2 separate regions of the Homo sapiens genome follow, and region 2 is linked to region 1. Evidence: chromatin contacts called from ENCODE Hi-C or POLR2A ChIA-PET data. All regions are on one chromosome and are shown on one strand. The core of a region is the stretch at or near the end of the contact, and the rest is flanking DNA. Distances in the headings are between cores, read along the strand shown.

Region 1 (5,515 bases), core at 1,251-3,750:
CTGTCGGCACTATGGCCCCCTGGTGTGGCAGACCGTCGGCCCAAACACAATGGCTCCTGTATGGCCTGCGGGGCCCCAAGCTCACACTGGGCCCCAGCGAGGAGCAGCAGGGATGCCAGGCCTGTGACCATGGTGCCCAGCAGCAGCACGGGGCGGCGTCCACAGCAATCTGCCGTCAGGAGCAGGAAGACCAAGGCTGCCGCCTCCAGGCCGGCCTCCAGGAAGTAGGGCAGGTAGAAGGTCGGCACCTGAGGTGCCAGGCTGCGGCGGAAGCTAGCTCTGATGCCTCCACCAACCAGCCTGGGAGAGAGAGCAAATCTATGGGCCCAGCCAGAGCCGGGGACTCTGGGGACCATATGCCCACCCCGGGGGATGGTGCAGGACCCCAGCCCTTCCTCGACTCACGAGCTGAAGCCCAAGATAAGCCCGTTTCTCCAGGTGACTCGGGTACGCAGAAGCCCCAGTGGGGAGTGGTACCGGGGCTGGGGGCTCCGTGCAGACAGCATGGTCAGCTCTGTAGCCGCAGAGATGTGAGGGGAGGGGGGTGAGGAGCTGTGCCTCTCCGAAGCCCTCCTCCAGTACCTGAATCTCCCTCCTCCCTGGTAGGCGCCTGACCTGTAGCCAGGGAGTTCTCCTCCAAGGAACTGTCCCCGGGGCCCACGCCACTGGCTTCTGCAAAGCGCCACAGGATCTTCCTGGCTCGAGCTACCTGACCTGTGGCCAGCAGCCAGCAGGGAGACTCGGGGAACAGGGCCGGGAACCTGCAGCGTTGGTGAGGATGCCCACGGCTCCCTCCACCTCCTCCTGGAAGGAGAGGCAAAGGCCAGGGCCCCCACCCCACCCCCAGGCTCAGGGGCAGGACATCACTGTAGTTCTCTGTGACCCTGTAACCCATGCGTTTACCTGGCATGGGATACGTCGGTGCAGAGGGAAGCTACATAGTCAGCCCCGATGAGGGCTGCTGGCCCAGCTCCCACCACACTTACCCCCAAAAGAGCAGCAAGAGTCCACTCATCAGGGCACCCAGCCCCTGCAGAAGACGCCAGTCCTGCACAAGCGCAGCCAGGCCGGGCAGCAGCAGGGTGCCCACCACCGAGAAAAGGCCAGCCCCCATGGAGAAGGCCAGGCGGTGGGGAGGGTCACACAACTCCAGGCCTGGGCAGACACAGACAGGTTGAAGTGGAGGCCTCGGGGAGGACTGGAACAGTTCCATTGGGAACTGCGGGGACCTATTGGTGACCTGCCCAGGAGCGGGATGCCCAAGGGACTCACTGCTCACTGTCCCTGCAGCTCGGGGCCCTCGGCAAGGGAGCCTCAGAGGCCTGCGGGCCACCCACTGCCCCTCCCCCAGTGACAGCAGCCCCCAGGGTACTCACGAGCCAGATACAGGGCGAGGAGGGCCCCTGCCAATGTGCCCCCGTGGAGTAGGCGCAGGACCAGCAGGGTAGGGAAGCTGGCAGCCAGGGCCTCACTGGCCCCCAGGCCTGTGGTCAGCACCAGGGAGGCCACAAAAACTGCCCGGCGTCCAAACCTGGTGGGCAGCGGGGGACATGCTTGGACAGGGTCAGGATAACCCAGGGTCCAACCTTCATCCTGGCAGCACCAGGTCTAGCTGAACCCTGAGAGTGGGCGGAGGGGAGGGCTGCTGGGCAGCAGGAAAAGGGAAGGGGCCTCACCGGTCACAGCCTGCTCCCAGGATGACACAGCCCAGCAGCCAGCCCAGGAGGTGGCTCACCTGCTCCAGCGGGACCTTCCAGCCGTCTCCACACACAAGGTTCCACTATGGGGAACAGCAGCCACGTGGAGGCCAGCTCAGGACCCTCCCCTGGGGACAGGTGCAGGGAGTCCCAGAATGGCTACTGGAAGGGGCCCTCCATGTCCTGCTCAATCCCTCCGTGGAGAGAAGGGGAAACTGAGGCATGAGAGGGCAAGGGGCTTGGTCCAGGTCACACAGCAGCCTCTCTGGTCTCCGGCAGCCCCTGCACAGGGGTCGGGGGGATCTGCCCACCCTAAGTTTTCTGCTTGTCCCTAGATAGGGCCTCCCCCACCTCCGCACACCATTGCTCTTCCCCCACGGCCAGCTCTTGTCCGACCCGTTTCCACCTCCTATTCCGAGGGACCCCGGGGACACCCAGGGCCTTGGTGGCGTCATAGACACAGCCCCCACCCCAGCCGGCCAAGGGTCATAGCCATGACACAGGCCTAAGAAATGAACCCCAGCACCTGCGCTGGTACCCACGCCCTCCCTGCCCTGCCCATTTCAAGAGGGACTCGGGCAGCGGCTGGAGAGCTGTGCTCAGCGGCATTTCCCGGTGAGGCCCTTGACCCTTGACCTCAGCTCTGCGCCTCCCCCCACCCCTTCCGGTTCCTGGGTCTTCTTGGCAAGCTTAATCTACTGCTGGGGGCCGTGCTATGCCCGAGATTTTACTTTCAAACCTGACGTTTTGGGAAAGCTGATGGGGCATTCCTGGATCCAGGCACCAAACAGGAGGAGGGCAGGTGGGAGGTGGGAGGGAGCAGGGTGGAGAGAGAAGCCCGGCGGGTTCCAGGGCCCCAGGCAGCCCTTGTGAAGATGTGGCAACCCCGTTCCAGTTTCCACACTGGGGCCAGTCCTCCCAGGATGGGGGATGGGGGCCTCGGGGTAAAGGCTGCCTCAGGGGTGTGCAGGTCTCAGCCCCAGCGCGGAAAGGCATGAAAGGGGCCTGGAGGTCCCTGCCGCCCGCCTCCCCATCTCTTCTCACGCAGATCGTCAAGGTTTCCCTTCAGGCAATGCAGTCTCTAGCCCAGCCTCTGCGCACCTCACTGATGGGAAGCCCACCTTCCCCAGTCTGTGCTGACCACGTCAGTCCCTCCAAGCAGAGACTCTGCCTTGGAAAGCCAGCCCAAAGCCACGGTCTGCTGAAGACGCTGGTGGTCCTGAAGCAAATTCCAGGCCCTGCTCCCCCACCGGCGCCTTCGGCTCCAATCCTCCAGCGCCCCAGGCCGCCCCGCGCCTGGCAGCTCCCAGGCCCAGATTCAGCCCCCGCCCGGCCCCTCTCCGCGGGTCCGGCCCGTGCGCGCCCGTCTGCGGCACCGTCGGGCCGGCGGCCGCCCCGGAGCAGGAAGCCCAGGAGGACGGCCGGGGGGCCCGGGTCAGAGGCGCCAGGTAGGATGGAGAAAGGACACCCAGGGCCTCGGCGGGCTGGGGGCGGGGAGGGCTGCGGGGCAGCAGGGACGGGGGCGCACCTGGGTGACCGGGCTTTGCAGGAGGCCGGCGCCGGGCAGCGCGTAGAGCCAGCCGCGTGTGCAGGGCCGGGTGCCGTTGCGTGCGGGCGCGGGGCGCGGGCCCGGGGCGGGTGCAGGGCGCGGGATCGGGGTAGCGCAGGAGCAGGCAGGGGCTCGCGGCTCGCGTGGGCCCCAGGCGCGGGATGGCGGCGTCCAGCAGCGCGGGTCCGCGCAGGGCGCGCAGCGCTGGGGGCAACAGCGTGGGGTCCGGTCGGCAGTGGGGCGCGGGCTGCGCGGTAAGCAGCTCCTCGGAGCTCAGCACCAGCCCCAGCACTATGCAGGGTACCCACGAGGCGGAGGCCAGCAGGCGCCGGGCCCGGCCAAAGCCGCCCGCAGCTCTCAGCACCCGCGCCTCCTGCTCCATCGGTCGCAGGCTGCGCTCGGGACGGGGCGGGGCCTGGACCAGGGCGGGCTCCTGGGGCGGGGCTTTGGGGCGAGGCATTAAGGGGCGGAGCCTGAGTCCAGTGGAGGCGGGGTGTGGGGGCGGGCGGTGTGAGGGCGGGGCCTAAGGCGTAAAGGGGCGGGGCCCGATCTGGGGCATAGGGCGGGGAGGTTGAGGGGCGGGAAGGTTGAGAGGCGGGGCTTGCGGCCGAACCGCGAGGGGGCGGGGCCCCGTGAGGGCGGCACGTGGGGGCCGGGGGCGTGGCAGGGGCGTGGCCGGGAGCGCTCAGGTGCCCTCGCGGCGCAGGTGCACTCAGGTTGCCCGGGGGCGCGCGGGCTCCGGCCGGCGTCCCGGGGTGGTCCCCGCGTGGGGCCGGGGGCGTCCGCGCGGGCGGGGCGAGGTCGGGGAGGGCAGCCGCCCGCCCTCCTCGGCGCTGGGAGCTTTCGGCTGGTACTGCGGGAGGAGCTCCCGGGTGACCCGCGGGTTCTGAAACCGCCGCTCGGGAGCTCGGGGCCTGCGCTGCGTCTACGGGGCGAGCGAGGGAGAACTGACGCCTTTCGCCCGGATCCTTCTCCCCTTCCGAGAACCAGGTAGGTCGCGTTTATTTTCAAGTCCGACTGTTTTCGCGGTAACATTTGTGGGAAACATCACGGTGGATCCTGTGGGTCGCTGAGTTTTCTGACTCCCGGTTTGTCTTATTTTGCTTTGTCAGTGGGCTCTGCGCTCGCGTTAACAATTCGAATGGGCACGTTTCTGCGTTTCAGAACGCTGTTCGCTTCCTCACACTTAGATTGAGGTGGAACTCACGTCACATAAACCGGGTCGCAAGGCTCAGCTCAGCGGGGCCCCCCCAACAGTGTTGCGGGACCAGCACCTTCTCGGGCTCCGGAACAGCTTCTACCCGAGCAGAGCCCGCCCGTCGGCGGCCGCTCTCCGCGCCCCTCCAGGGCCCTGCAGCCCCCGCCCTGCTCCGCGGACCAGCCTGTTCTGACCTCCGTTCAATGGAGCCCTACGTGCTGTGGCCTTTTGTGTTCCGGCGTCTTTCGCTTAGAATCGCGTCTTCAAGGTTCGTCCCCGGTGGAGCGGGGATCAGACCCGCGTTCCTTTTCAGGAGTGAATAATATTCCGTGGATGGAGCCCACACGTTTCTCTCTTCCTCTGTTGATGGACAGTGGGTTGTTTCCACTTTTTGCCTTTTGCGTCCAGTGACACGATGAACATTTTCGTACAAGTATTTGGGTGCCTGTTTCCATTTATCTTTGGTGTATACCTAGGCATGAATAGCTGGGCCTTAGGGTGTGAACTGTTTGTGAAACCGCAGAACGGTTTTCCGCAGCGGCGGTTCGATTTCACCACCAGCAATACAGAAGGGTGCTCGTTCCCCGACATCCTTGCCAACACCCATGTTCCGGTTTGTTTCAGTTATTTTATTGTGATAAAGCACAACAAAATGTATCATCTTAACCATTTTAAGTGTGCAGTTCAGTGGTATCAAATACATTCACACTATGGTGCAGCCGTCACCCCCATCCAGCTCCTTAACTCTGTTCACCTTGTAAAACAGAAACTCGATGCCCGTTACATAGTAACTCCCCATAGCCCCTCCTCCTCGCCCCAGGGAACTAGCATTCTGTATTCTGTGTGTGATTTTGACTAAGCTAAGTATCTCTTAGAAGTGGAATCACACGGCATTTTTCTTTTTGTGAACGGTTTATTTCATTTGGCATAATGTCCTCAAGATTCATTCATATCTTTCCATATGTTAGAATTTCCTTCTTTTTAAAGGCAGAATAATACTCCATTGTATGGATATGTCACATTTGGTTTACCCATTCATCTGTTTCTGTAAACTAGGTTGCTTCCACCTTT
Region 2 (5,442 bases), core at 2,400-4,899, 630 kb before region 1:
TGGCGTTGTGCGTTATGTGGGTTTTGGCAAATACGTAACGTCCCATAGCTGCCATTATGGGACATTACATATTTGTACTTCTTCATACAGAAGAGTTTTGCCACCCCAGAAATGAGGCTTAAAAGTCATTTACCCACTTCCTGCTCTGGAAGAGGAGGGTCTGTGCTCTCACCGCCTGGCACGCCGTGTTCCATCCAGCCTCTGCTCTCTGAATGGTTTTTAGGCTAAATAAAATGTTTACTAAATATTTTTAAGCACTAATAACAATAACGGCCTTATGCAGTGGCTCACACCTGTAATCCCAGCACTTTGGAAGGCCAAGGTGGGAGGATCGCTTGAGGCCCAGAGTTTGAGACCAGCCTGGGCAACAGAGTGAGACCCCCACCTCTACAAGACCCCCACCTCTACGAAATGAACAAATAAACAAACATGATGGACTCCAGCTTAAAAACAGAACATCCCAACCAGGTCACGCTACTGACTATCAGCCCCCACCGCAGGCTCCGTGGCACTGCCTCCTGGTCACTGCTCCTGGGGCCCCCATCACCGCAGATTCGGCTGCCTGTAATGAGTCGCAGCAACACGAGCCGAAGCATTTGTGTCTGGTTTCTTCTGCGCAACATCCTGCCTCTGAGATCCATGTTGCTTGTAGGGGTAGCGTGTCCTTTTCGTTCCTGTACGATATTCCATTGCATGGGGGTTACACCCCAGCTGGTTCATCGTTCTGTCACTGAAGCACCTTGGGGTTCCTTCTAGTCCGGAGTGTAACGAGTCATGCTGGGGTGAACGATCTTGGATGTGCCTTTTGCTGGACGTAGCAGCTCATCTCTTCCGGGAAGTCACAGAGGAGTAGCACGGCCCAGGTGCCGCCGCACGAAGGCTGCGGTTCCGTGAGCGCCGTCGCAGGCTTCTGGAGCGGGGCCACCATTTTCACTCGAGCACAGGCCGCAGGCTCTGGGTGCCCCACACCCTCAGCAAAACCGCTCATGATTTCAATTTGATAGAAACGTGGACCGGGCGCAGTGGCTCACGCCTGTAATCCCAACACTTTGGGAGGCCGAGGCGGGAGGATCACGAGGTCAGAAGATCGAGACCGTCCTGGCTAACACGGTGAAACCCCGTCTCCACTAAAAATACAAAAAAATTAGCCGGGCGTGGTGGCGGGCGCCTGTAGTCCCAGCTACTCGGGAGGCTGAGGCAGGAGAATCGCTTGAACCCAGGGGGCGGAGGTGGCAGGGAGCCGAGATGGCGCTACTGCACTCCAGCCTGGGCGACAGAGTGAGACTCTGTCTCAAAAAAAAAAAAAAAGAAAGAAAGAAAGAAAAGAAATGTGCCCACCCTGTCTGCTTCTGCACTTGCCTTTGTCATGCAACCTCACAGATGGTCTTCACCCGTTTATTTATATCTGTGTATACACACTGGAGGTTCATGCGTTAGCATTTTTAACAACCGCGATGTTGCAAATGTTGTACCAGATTACTATTACAACAGTACAATCATCTGCTCATCAACATCTGGGTGGTTTTCTGGTTTTTTCCTTTGTTCTTTTTTTTTCTTGAGACGGAGTCTCGCTCTGTTGCCCAGGCTGGAGTGCAGTGGCATGATCTGGGCTCACTGCAAACTCCGCCTCCCGGGTTCATGCCATTCTCCTGCCTCAGCCTCCCGAGTAGCTGGGACTACAGGCGCCCGCCACCACGCCCGGCTAATTTTTTGTATTTTTAGTAGAGACGGGGTTTCACTGTGTTAGCCAGCATGGTCTCGATCTCCTGACCTCGCGATCTGCCCGCCTCGACCTCCCAAAGTGCTGGGATTACAGGCATGAGCCACCGTGCCCGGCTCCTTTGTTCTTTTAGTTATGACTACTAACAGACCTGCTATGTCCTTGTTCATGTCTCATGCCCACGGGCAGATGACACCCCAGTCCGGTGGCCCACCTGTACCACTGGGCATCAGAATCCCCTGAGAGCTCTTCATGGACCACAGGGCCCTGGGACCTCACTCCCAGTCACTGGTGCGGCCACTCTGGGGCAGAGCCCAGGAAGGCACATTGCTAACAACCCCTAGTGATACTGAGGCTGCTTGCCCGGGTCCCACTTGGAGAACCCTGTCGAGGGTGGCACTGCTGGTCACAGGGCACTTCTTTTAACTAACATTGTTTTCCAAAGAGGCTGTGACCAACAGAGTTTACTGTTCATGAAACTCAGATCGCAGACAGGCACGTGTCTGTCACAGCCGGTGCCGGCCGCTCCTTTCCATGGACAGTAACGTCCATGCAGGCTTATGTTCATCAGCTGAGAAAAGGGCACTTGCTGGGTGGGACCTTGTCTTATCGACACATAGAGTCTGCAGAAGGTGCCAACTGGTGTCGCAGGGCTGCTCCTGACACGACCCAAAATCACCAGGGTTGAATTCACATTCCTCTTACGTAACCATAACAAGTTGCTGGGACTACAGGCACGCACCACGGTGCCCTGTTAATTTTTTTGTAGAGACAGGGGTCTTGCTTTGTTGCCCAGGCTGGTCTCAAACTCCTGGAGGAGGTGGTCCTCCCACCTTGGACTCCCAAAGTGCTAGGATTACAGGTGTGAGCCACAGTGCCAGGCCTGTGGTACCTCTTCCAAGGACACTAATCCTATCAGATCAGGACCCCACCCTTATAATCTCATTTAACCTTAATTACTTCTCTAAAGGCCCTTTCTGCAAACACAGTCACATTGGGGATTAAGGCTTCACATACAAATGTTAGGGGGACAGAACTCGGTCCATAGCATGGAGTCGCACAGGTTTTGTCCTTTTGCGATTGGCTTGCTTTACTTAGTATGTTTCCAAGGTTCACCCATGTTGTGGCATGGGTCTGAACTTCACTCTTCTTGATGACTGACTCACACTCCACTGCATGGACAGCCAGCATTTTGTCTGTTCCTCAGTTTGTGGACATCTCGCCCCCTTGTTTCCACCTTGGGGATATGGAGGAAGATGGGATGAGCGAAGCCCTGTGATCCCCAGGACCAGCCACGTCGTTGGCAAGGGTCAGCGCAGGATGAAACCGCCGGCCCCTGGTCTCCGGCCGGGCCCTCCGTCTCTAGAGCAGCTCGCACCGCTGCAGCCCCTGGACGCCCCGGGCTGTGGACGCGCCCGTGGGACACCGCGCTGAGCAGGACACGCGACAGGTCCCCTCACTGGCGCTGCTCGCGTTGAACCGCGCGGGGAGCCAGGCAGCCCACGGGAAAGGTAAGAATTGTTAGGCTTTTAATCTAAAGTCGATACCTCAAAAAATAATTCCGGAGGTAAGCATTTAATATCAACATTCAATAAAGCAGGAAGTATCAGCCCGACGAAGACCGCCTTAAGTTTTCCACTTTGATGAACTCGATCATCCCCGGGGATGAAGAACCCGCCGGCCCAGCCGGAGCCCCGTCACGTGACCCGGCGGCCGCGGGGAGCTCTGTGCGCAGGCGCGGATCCGCACGCCCGCCGCCTGAGAAGCGAACTCCCCGTGGCGCCTGCGCTGTAGCGGGGGTTCGGCTGGCTCGCGCGGGTCCGGGCGCGCGCTGCGGGGGCGGAACCGCGCGGAGGCCGGAAGGAAGCTGGAGGGGGCGGGGCGAGGGAGGGAAGCCCGCCGGCCGTAGGACTACCGTCGCGGCCTGATGACGTCGCACAATGGCCGGCCCCCGCGGGTAGTGGAGCCCGTTTGTTCCGCCCGTGTCGAGCCTGGAGCCAGAACCTGTGAAGAGCGGAAGGGCCAAGGGACGTCTTCTCCACGCCGCTCCGACTCCAGGGGAGCCGTGGCCTCCTCTCCGCCCTAGCGCTGAGGTTAGCTGGGGCCGGGAGGGCGGCGGGAGGCCGGGCCGGCGGCGGCGGGAGGAGGAGGCCGCCGAGGCGGCGGCGGCGGCCGCGGGAGGGAGGCCCGGGAGCCCGGCGCGCCTCCGGCCGTGCGGACCCACCGGCCGAAGCGTGGCCCTCGGGCCCAGGGAAGGGGACCTTGAGACAGGCACCACCCCGAGTTCCGTCCGTAAGCCGGCCCCGCGGTCCTGGGGCGCCCTGGGCGCCCGAGCTCCTCGCGCGCTGCCTCCGCGCCCCGCGGCAGAGTTTATTTTCCTGAAGCTGTCATTTCTCTTCCGGGCCACTCGCGTGGCACATGTGTGCCGCCGGCTAAGGGGCGGTGAGAGGCGCCCAGATTCACCTCCAGAGTAGGTCATCCCGGGCTGCTGCTGGGCTCTTCGGAGAACTTTGAGCTCTTTATGAACCTCCTGGAACTTGCTCCGCAGCTTCAAAGTGTGCACAGGTTGGGCGCAGTGATTGCCCCAAGACGCGCGCCGGTCTCTTAGGAGTATGTAACTTCCTTGCCCCTTGGATTAGGAGATCAGAGGTGCTGGGTCCTTTATATAGACCAACTGCAGCTATAATGCTGGAAGAACTGAAACTTAACAGCCTTACTCCTGCCAAACATTTTTCCTGAATACTTTATGACAACTGAGTTTGCCGGGTAGAGTGGCCGTTTTAAATGAGCTTTGTTCGAACAACGCTAACTCATTTGCAAGAGTAGGTCATTCTTCAGACCCATTTGGGAAAATGGAAGAAGAGAGTGTTTGGCATCTGAAGTACCGTTTGGGGTGTAGCAAGGTGCTCATCATGTCTCCTGTTAGACTCACCTCCAGCCTGTTGTCTGTAGAGTAGTCCTTTCCCGTTCAGTAGTTGGGATTATCCGGGTGAGGTTTGACCTCGGCTGAATCCCGCTTCCCAGCTTTGGGAGGAGAGTCTTTTCCTGATAATTTTACTATCTAAGGGCAGTATGGAGCCCAGCCAGCCCTGGAACCAGTCAAATGTGTCCCAAAGCCGGAAACTCCTCTCCCGTTGTAGGTGGGACATGCTGAAATATTGTAAGAAAGCTTTGTGGAGTCACTCCAGAAAGCAAACAGGTAAGTTAACCTATGGCCTACATCGTGTTTACAGAGATTTGTATTTTGTCACAGCTACAGAGCATCTCAAGGTGAGTACCTCTTTATCAAGGAGTTTAGTGGTCACGCTTGGTCACTTTGCACGTGGGGTCTGTCACCAACCTTGATAACGTTCATTTAGATATTTTAAGTCCATGAGGTTATGAGTCAGAATTTTAACCAGATGTACCAGAACTTAGGCATTCAAATAGGTACTGCTCTGTTGAAAGTAATTGTCCCAAAATGTGCTTGTATTTCATCGGTGCTTCTTTGCCAGAATCTCTTTAGAACTCCTGTTGTGGTAGTAAAAATGTAGTCATATGGGAAAATCAGTCTTATTCAATAGTCACCCTCCAGGTTTGACCAAAAGTTTACTTACGTGGTTGGTAGCTCACCTTATCAGGTGAGACTCTGACTTGCAGCACTTTATCAAAGTGACTAGCTTGAGAGGAGGAAGATTTGCCACCACTAAGAATACCAGAAGACTTCTTTAGGCTTGGAAGGT

The links. Hi-C counts contacts between places; a loop is a spot of excess contacts on that map. ChIA-PET counts read pairs that join two places held with the same protein, here RNA polymerase II (POLR2A). Pooled maps may share reads with other maps.
Region 2: a pooled map shows a loop between it and region 1 (4-fold over the local background). The contact joins the promoter of ZC3H18 here to the promoter of SLC22A31 in region 1. A Hi-C loop is called at or near these places in 11 of 168 maps with a recorded cell type or tissue (CD4-positive, alpha-beta T cell, CD4-positive, alpha-beta memory T cell, CD8-positive, alpha-beta T cell and 6 more), 12 of 37 single-sample maps with no recorded cell type and 31 of 50 pooled maps. POLR2A ChIA-PET finds 5 or more read pairs at or near these places in 8 of 52 experiments (CD4-positive, alpha-beta T cell, CD4-positive, alpha-beta memory T cell, GM10248 and 5 more).

Annotation. Positions count from the first base shown.
Region 1 is chr16:89,198,037-89,203,551 of GRCh38, forward strand. It overlaps SLC22A31 (solute carrier family 22 member 31), which reads right to left and starts at 2,501. Exons shown (of 9, transcript NM_001384763.1): 1 at 2,442-2,501; 2 at 1,677-1,780; 3 at 1,377-1,531; 4 at 987-1,155; 5 at 616-761; 6 at 406-514; 7 at 86-300. The coding sequence starts at 2,465. RefSeq lists enhancers at 781-1,404, 2,653-3,275 and a silencer at 3,568-3,657.
Region 2 is chr16:88,566,754-88,572,195 of GRCh38, forward strand. ZC3H18 (zinc finger CCCH-type containing 18) reads left to right here and starts at 3,650. Exons shown (of 18, transcript NM_144604.4): 1 at 3,650-3,813. RefSeq lists enhancers at 2,831-2,940, 3,051-3,100, 4,191-4,240 and silencers at 3,341-3,670, 3,851-3,920.